Linked DNA regions of Homo sapiens: region 1 is linked to region 2. Evidence: chromatin contacts called from ENCODE Hi-C data. All regions are on one chromosome and are shown on one strand. The core of a region is the stretch at or near the end of the contact, and the rest is flanking DNA. Distances in the headings are between cores, read along the strand shown. Region 1 holds the start of CLDN10 (claudin 10). Region 2 holds the start of ABCC4 (ATP binding cassette subfamily C member 4 (PEL blood group)).

What was found. Hi-C counts contacts between places; a loop is a spot of excess contacts on that map. Pooled maps may share reads with other maps.
Region 1: a pooled map shows a loop between it and region 2 (2.7-fold over the local background). The contact joins the promoter of CLDN10 here to the promoter of ABCC4 in region 2. A Hi-C loop is called at or near these places in 1 of 168 maps with a recorded cell type or tissue (cardiac septum) and 1 of 50 pooled maps.

Annotation. Positions count from the first base shown.
Region 1 is chr13:95,551,149-95,554,134 of GRCh38, reverse strand. It overlaps CLDN10 (claudin 10), which reads right to left and starts at 1,415. Exons shown (of 5, transcript NM_006984.5): 1 at 1,162-1,415. The coding sequence starts at 1,381.
Region 2 is chr13:95,299,880-95,302,998 of GRCh38, reverse strand. It overlaps ABCC4 (ATP binding cassette subfamily C member 4 (PEL blood group)), which reads left to right and starts at 1,548. Exons shown (of 31, transcript NM_005845.5): 1 at 1,548-1,758. The coding sequence starts at 1,685. LOC102724149 (a long non-coding RNA gene) reads right to left here and starts at 2,048. Exons shown (of 3, transcript XR_429273.4): 1 at 1,736-2,048; 2 at 673-1,053. RefSeq lists silencers at 1,043-1,102, 1,283-1,342, 1,373-2,012 and an enhancer at 829-1,603.

The DNA of each region.
Region 1 (2,986 bases), core at 166-2,665, 250 kb before region 2:
ACTAGATGCGTATTCCTTATACGGAGGTTCCATCAAATACCACGTTGAGCAACAGTTTGCTCTTCGTGGCAAACCCCATCTTAGAGGAATCAACTATTTTCTTTCATTTACCCAGCTATGTAAACAAAACCTGCAAGTGCGGTAATAAAAGAAAAAAACACCTCAAATCTAGAAATATGTAATGTAAATAACTCCTCTTAAGTTTCTGCCAGGATTCGTTTGCTGTAAAATCCTGGAAGCAACGGGCCTAGAACTTGAGCAATCAATGGGACCGGGCTGACATCGGCTGTTGTCTTGAAACTCAACAGAGCCAGAGTTCTGTGTGAATATCCACCAGCTGCTACCAGCATAAGGCCTGACTAACCAGAGCAACGCAGGTGAACCTCCACAAAGGAACAACCCAGGACAGCAGCAGGCACCGGGGACTCGGATGCAGAACTGGTCAGCTCCCGGCGCCACGCTCTCACGGCCCAAGATTCCCTACCCTCTGCGGACTCATCGCGGCACCGCAAGGGCTATTATTTTCCTAAAACTCGGAGGAAGTGTTTGTAGTGTTGCCTAGGCAGACAAGTTTGTAGAAGCTCTTTAAAGGGAAACAATAACAACAACAAATTCTGCAATATGTTTTCCCGCTTCCAACCTCTCAACCCCCACCCCCGCCTACTTTTAAAAGAACCAACGAAATGGCTCAAGGGAGGTCAGGACAAACGGATTTGGCTTGCAATGACACCATTTTTATCAGAACCCAGCCTTCGGGGAACGTAGGGGAGGGAGGTGGAGGAGACAAGCCCCTGCAGCATGAACTCTGGGTCCCAGCGGTCCCCAAGATATGGGGGGTGGGGGAGGGCAGCCGCTTCCTTGACTCTCAGGACCGCAAAGCTTCCCCATCCCCCGACGCCTGGGAGTCACCAACCCGGGCCTGTCTGCGTGTCCCCCCTCCCGGGGTCCCAGGCTCGAACAGGCGCCCCGCGAGACAGCCATCAGGAGAGGGCGGGCACCAGGAGCGTCCCTGGCTCCCTAAGGCCCTGTTGGGAGAGACGGGTCGGGCCTCAGAGGAGTCCAGTCTAGGGGTCCCGCTGGGGGTATTGGGGGCGAGAGGGCGCCTAGCGGGCTGGCCATCAAGGAAGGAGGGCTGAGGGCGGGGGCCGCGGGGATGCAGACCGTCCAGCGCCAGCATGGAGGGGAAGTCCTTGCAGTTGGAGACGCCCGTGGAGTCGGTAACGCACGCCTTCCACAGGTTGGCCCAATAGGTGGCGGTTGTGATGACCGTGCCGTCGATGGTAGACACCTTCCAGTAGTCGGTGGGCAGCGTGGAGGACACCAGTACCCAGCCTGAGATGGAGACCATGAAGGCGATGATCTCCGAAGCCGTGCTAGCCATGCCGCCGGCTGCAGCCGCGCTCGCTCTCCGGCTCCCACTCTGCGCCGCGACCCCCGCACTCCCAACCCCGGGGCTCCGCCTCCCGCCTCCGCCTCCGCCCACCGTCCCCGCCCACCACCCCGCCCAGCGGACCCGGCGCCAGGGGGCGCACGCGACCCCTCACACCCATGCCCTGTCCCTTGAGGGGCCTCAGAGGGCTCGCGGTCGCCCCCCGGGTTCTCCATCTGCAGCTGGCCCGCGCCCGCGTGCGGGAGGAAGGCCGGCCTGCGCTCCCCTGAGCCAAAGGGCCGCGGAGAAGGGCTCGCTTGTTGGAGCGGCTCAGGTTCAGACTGGCAACCGGGTGTGGACAACCTGCTGCGCCCCCACCTCACCACCCCCACCCAGCCCTACCCAAGGCAAATAGCTTGGCTTCCTGACTACCTTGTAGAAGCAGAGCAGGAAAAGCCTTTTGCATGCCCTGAAAGGACACGGTTTGGTAACTCAGCCCTCGGTTTGCTGAACTCTAAAGGTTTGCGTGCCACGCTTGTTTGGGTGACTCTGTTTGACTTGTCAAGGAGGGATCATTGCAGATTCTGGGCTGGAAACCGGCCTTGCCCTCAAAACTCTGCAGTTCTTTTTGGCCTGGTGCTATGCGGAAAGTCATGGCAAAACGGTGCGTGGCACAGGCCTAAAGTCAAGATAGCAGCAGATGGGGCATCCTGACGATCTTGATCTTGCTGGTGTACTCATACTAATGCACTACGCAGAGGGCATTTGTTCAACACATTTTCCCTGTAGGTCCCTTCCAGCTTCCAGGTCTAGAGGCTATTCTATGAAAGGATGCTGTTATCCCAGTCAAAACTGCTATCTTGTCTTTTATTTTTTTTTAAACCACCTCCATCTCTCACGCCTAATTGAAATATAAACTCATTCATTCCTTCATCCCTTCATTGCTGTCTCAAGGTAAACATAAAGATCAAGGTGTACTTCTGGCTCCTGAGGCCACAAATCTGGGCATAAATGAGAGAACAAGGACACGGGTTATTATTTGTCCACTTAAAGGTTCTTGCAGTTTTGTTATGAGCTTCCAGGTTTCACTTGTTGCCAAAAGTAAGGAAAGGTCTAAAACCTATCAATCAGTCTGCTGTGATAAATCTCGTGCTAACCCTCTGTGTCACTATCTTTAGGCAGAAACACTCTGGTTCAATGTGAAGAATTTCTTAATTTCCCTTTGTCACTTTTTTTTTTTAACCAAATGGGTGCCCAGTGAAATTAGAGGCGACAAGGTGACTGGAGAAGAGAGGAAGCTGGACATAGAATCATCAAAACTTAGATTGGAAGAATCACTGTAGACCAGCAGGACACGCTCCACACTCAAAACAATGTTCCTGTCTATTTCTAGAGATAATGTTTAGCCCATGCTCCACCCTTCAGGACCAGCAGTTCAGTGCATGGCAACGTATCTATTCTGTTTTTCTTCATGTTGTTTTGACAGCCCTTTAAAAAAGCTTTTCTTCCTATTGAGCCCCAAATCTGTCTCTCTTCAATGTCTACCCGAATGTTGTAATCTGTGCTCTGAGAACACGAAGTAAGTCCTACTCTTGTTGCAGCCGTGCAGCGGCTGGC
Region 2 (3,119 bases), core at 299-2,798:
TTCATTCCTACAGCCATTCAACCAGCATATTCTGGGCACTTCTCATGCACACTGGCCATCCACCAGGGAGACAGGCCATGCTTAGACATAGGCTTATTGCAAATCATGTTTTATCCTTTCTTGGCTCTAAGACTGGACAAGTTCTGCCTTTCAGCTTCACCTTCCTCATCTATAAAGTAAGGATAACCTTGAATGGGGCACTGATAGAATTAAAAGTGAGATAATTGGTCGGGCGTGGTGGTACATGCCTGTAATCCTAGCACTTTGGGAGGCCACGGTGGGAGGATCACTTGAGCCTAGGAGTTTGAGACCAGCCTGGGCAACAAAGTGAGAAATTATCAAGGAACAATAAAATGATCTTATTACAAAGAAAACCAAATTCTCAAACATGCATGAAATATGAAGAAAATAAACCTCCATGACAATCATTTGGCTTCAAAAATTATCAGTATTTGAACTTGGAGCCTTTGATTTTGATTTTTGCATCTCTACAAAAATTACAAAATATGAGCCGGGTGTGGTGGCGGGTGCCTGTAGTCCTAGCTACTTAAACTGAGTTGGGAGGATTGCTTGAGCCCTGGGAGGTCGAGGGTGCAATGAGCCATAATCGTGACACTGTGTGTGAGACTGCCACACACACACACACACACACACACTAGTGAGGCTACGCACTCAGAAATGCACATGAACATCACTGGTATTCTGGAACCCACGTGTCGTTTGCCACTGTTATCTGTTAGGCTTTAGGGCTTGACGACAGAAATCATCAGGCAGTCTCTCTTTCCTCTTATATTCCTTTCCCAATCTAAGGGGGCAGCAAAAAGCTCAGAGGTCCACCGTAGCATGCAACATGTGAGATGCCTAAAGCCCGCCCCCATCGACGACAGCATTCATCCATCTCCCGAATTCATCTGGGTCATACTCTCGAGTTACCCGGCTTTCTTGAGGTCTTGCAGCTCTACAAGGATAATCTGTGGCTAAACTTTGCTGTCGTCCAAGGTCAAATGTTTGGCTCACAGGTTGAAGAGCCTCCCATGGCACCGTCGTTTGGTCCTGAGAAGGGAAAGGCGCCCAGGGGGCGGGCTGCTAGAGCACGAGGCAGCTGTCTCCCAGTCTTCCCAAACCCGTAGCCGAGGGGGCGTTTCTGCGGCGCAGGGGCGGGCACAGCCGACGCCTCCCTGCTCCACCTTCTGTGTCGGCGCCTAGACTCGGATAGTGAATTTCGGAAAGTTTCACTCGGGTTCGTGCACGTGGGCACCTCCGGACCCGGCCTCCTTGCCGCGCGCTCTGCTACCCTCTCCATCCAGCGGCGCAGGCGGCCCTCGCCTCACCCCTGGGCGTAGCTCTGGGCTCCCTTTGGCGTCGCCAGCTTCGCCTCCTCCCGCCGCGTCTCCTCCCGCCGCGTCACCCGTCGGTCCCGGCCGCGCTCGCACGCGGTGCGCAGCTCCCGGGCTCCAGGCGGCGGCGCGTAGCGGGCGCCCCCGAGGCGGCGGGCCTGAGAGGCGGGGACGGGGCGTGCCGCCGGCGCCCGGCTCCCGGAAGCGGCTGCTTCACAGGCTCCAGCCGAGCGGACAGGCGTGGCGGCCGGAGCCCCAGCATCCCTGCTTGAGGTCCAGGAGCGGAGCCCGCGGCCACCGCCGCCTGATCAGCGCGACCCCGGCCCGCGCCCGCCCCGCCCGGCAAGATGCTGCCCGTGTACCAGGAGGTGAAGCCCAACCCGCTGCAGGACGCGAACCTCTGCTCACGCGTGTTCTTCTGGTGAGTGTCCCCGCCCGAAACAGGTCACCCTGCAGCCGCTGGCGCCGCGGACGCACTCTCCCGGGGCCGCGCCCGATGCTGCCCAAGCCCTCTGCGGCTGGGGGCGAGGGGAGCGCTTTCCTACGCCACGCGGTCCACGCCGGGGCTTTCTGCTGCGGGTGGCGCCGCCCCCACGCCGGCCGCGTGGTCCCTGCCTGCGCCCCGGGGCGCGGCGCAGGGGGACGCGGGGACGCGGGGCCAGTGGCTTTGCTACTGGAGGCCCTGCGGGCCCTTAGGGCTCGGGGGAGGAGGAGCAGGAGGTGGGGAGGCGGGGAACCCAGGCTGCCGAAAGGGGGAGTCTCTTGCCCAGCGGGAGAAGCGACTGCACCCCTTACACGCCCACCCTTCGCTGGCTCCCGCCTCCTGCTCTGGGACTCGCAGTCTCCTGAACTCAAACGCACCTTTTCCTTTCTTTTTAAGTAAGCAGCTTACGAACAGTTTCCTTTATCTGATCTCAGCCAAAGCCTAATTAGTGTCCTGGACCTATGCCATCTCCCAGTAGTGTCCCCACCCCTTCCGATATTCCTTACGAGACAGCTCGATCCAACTCCACGTCCCGTTGTACCTCTCTGTGTCCCGGTGTCTCTGTATCTTTTGTCTCAGTGACCAGGGCTCTCCTTTTGCCTCTTTGTGGGAATCTCACTGTGTGTCCATGTGGGTCGTGGTACCTAGTTATGGCAAGTTTCATGTGGGTAAAATAACACTATTATTATTTTTCATTTATGAATGGGGACCCTGTTCTTGAACAAGATTTTCCAGGATTTGCTTTTAACTGGGACATGCACCGCCACGACTGGAGTCTGTCTTTGACCAGCTTCTTTCCCCTGTTTCCAATACTTTCACTTCCACGTAGGAGGACAGCTCGGAGGTGGGGTCCCTGGAATCGCTAACCTTCAGAGAGGTGATCCATGGTCTTGATGCAGGTGGTTCCTACCAGGAGTTCTACCTTCTTAAAACCACCCCAGGGCTCCTGAGCTGGGAGGGCCCACAGCCCTACCCATTTTGTGCAAGGAAACAAACGGAGAAAGACTCGGGTGACAGTAGTAACTAAAATTTCCATCTTGGCCTGGCGCGGTGGCTCACGCCTGTATCCCTGCACTTTGGGAGGCAGAGGTGGGTGGATCACGAGGTCAGGAGTTCGAGACCAGCCTGGCTGACATGGTGAAACCCCGTCTCTACTAAAAATACAAAAATTAGCCGGGTGTGGTGGAGCACGCCTGTAATCCCAGCTACTCAGGAGGCTGAGGCAGGGGAATTGCTTGAACCCAGTAGGCGGAGGTTGCAGTGAGCTGAGATCGCCCCACTGTACTCCAGCCTGGGTG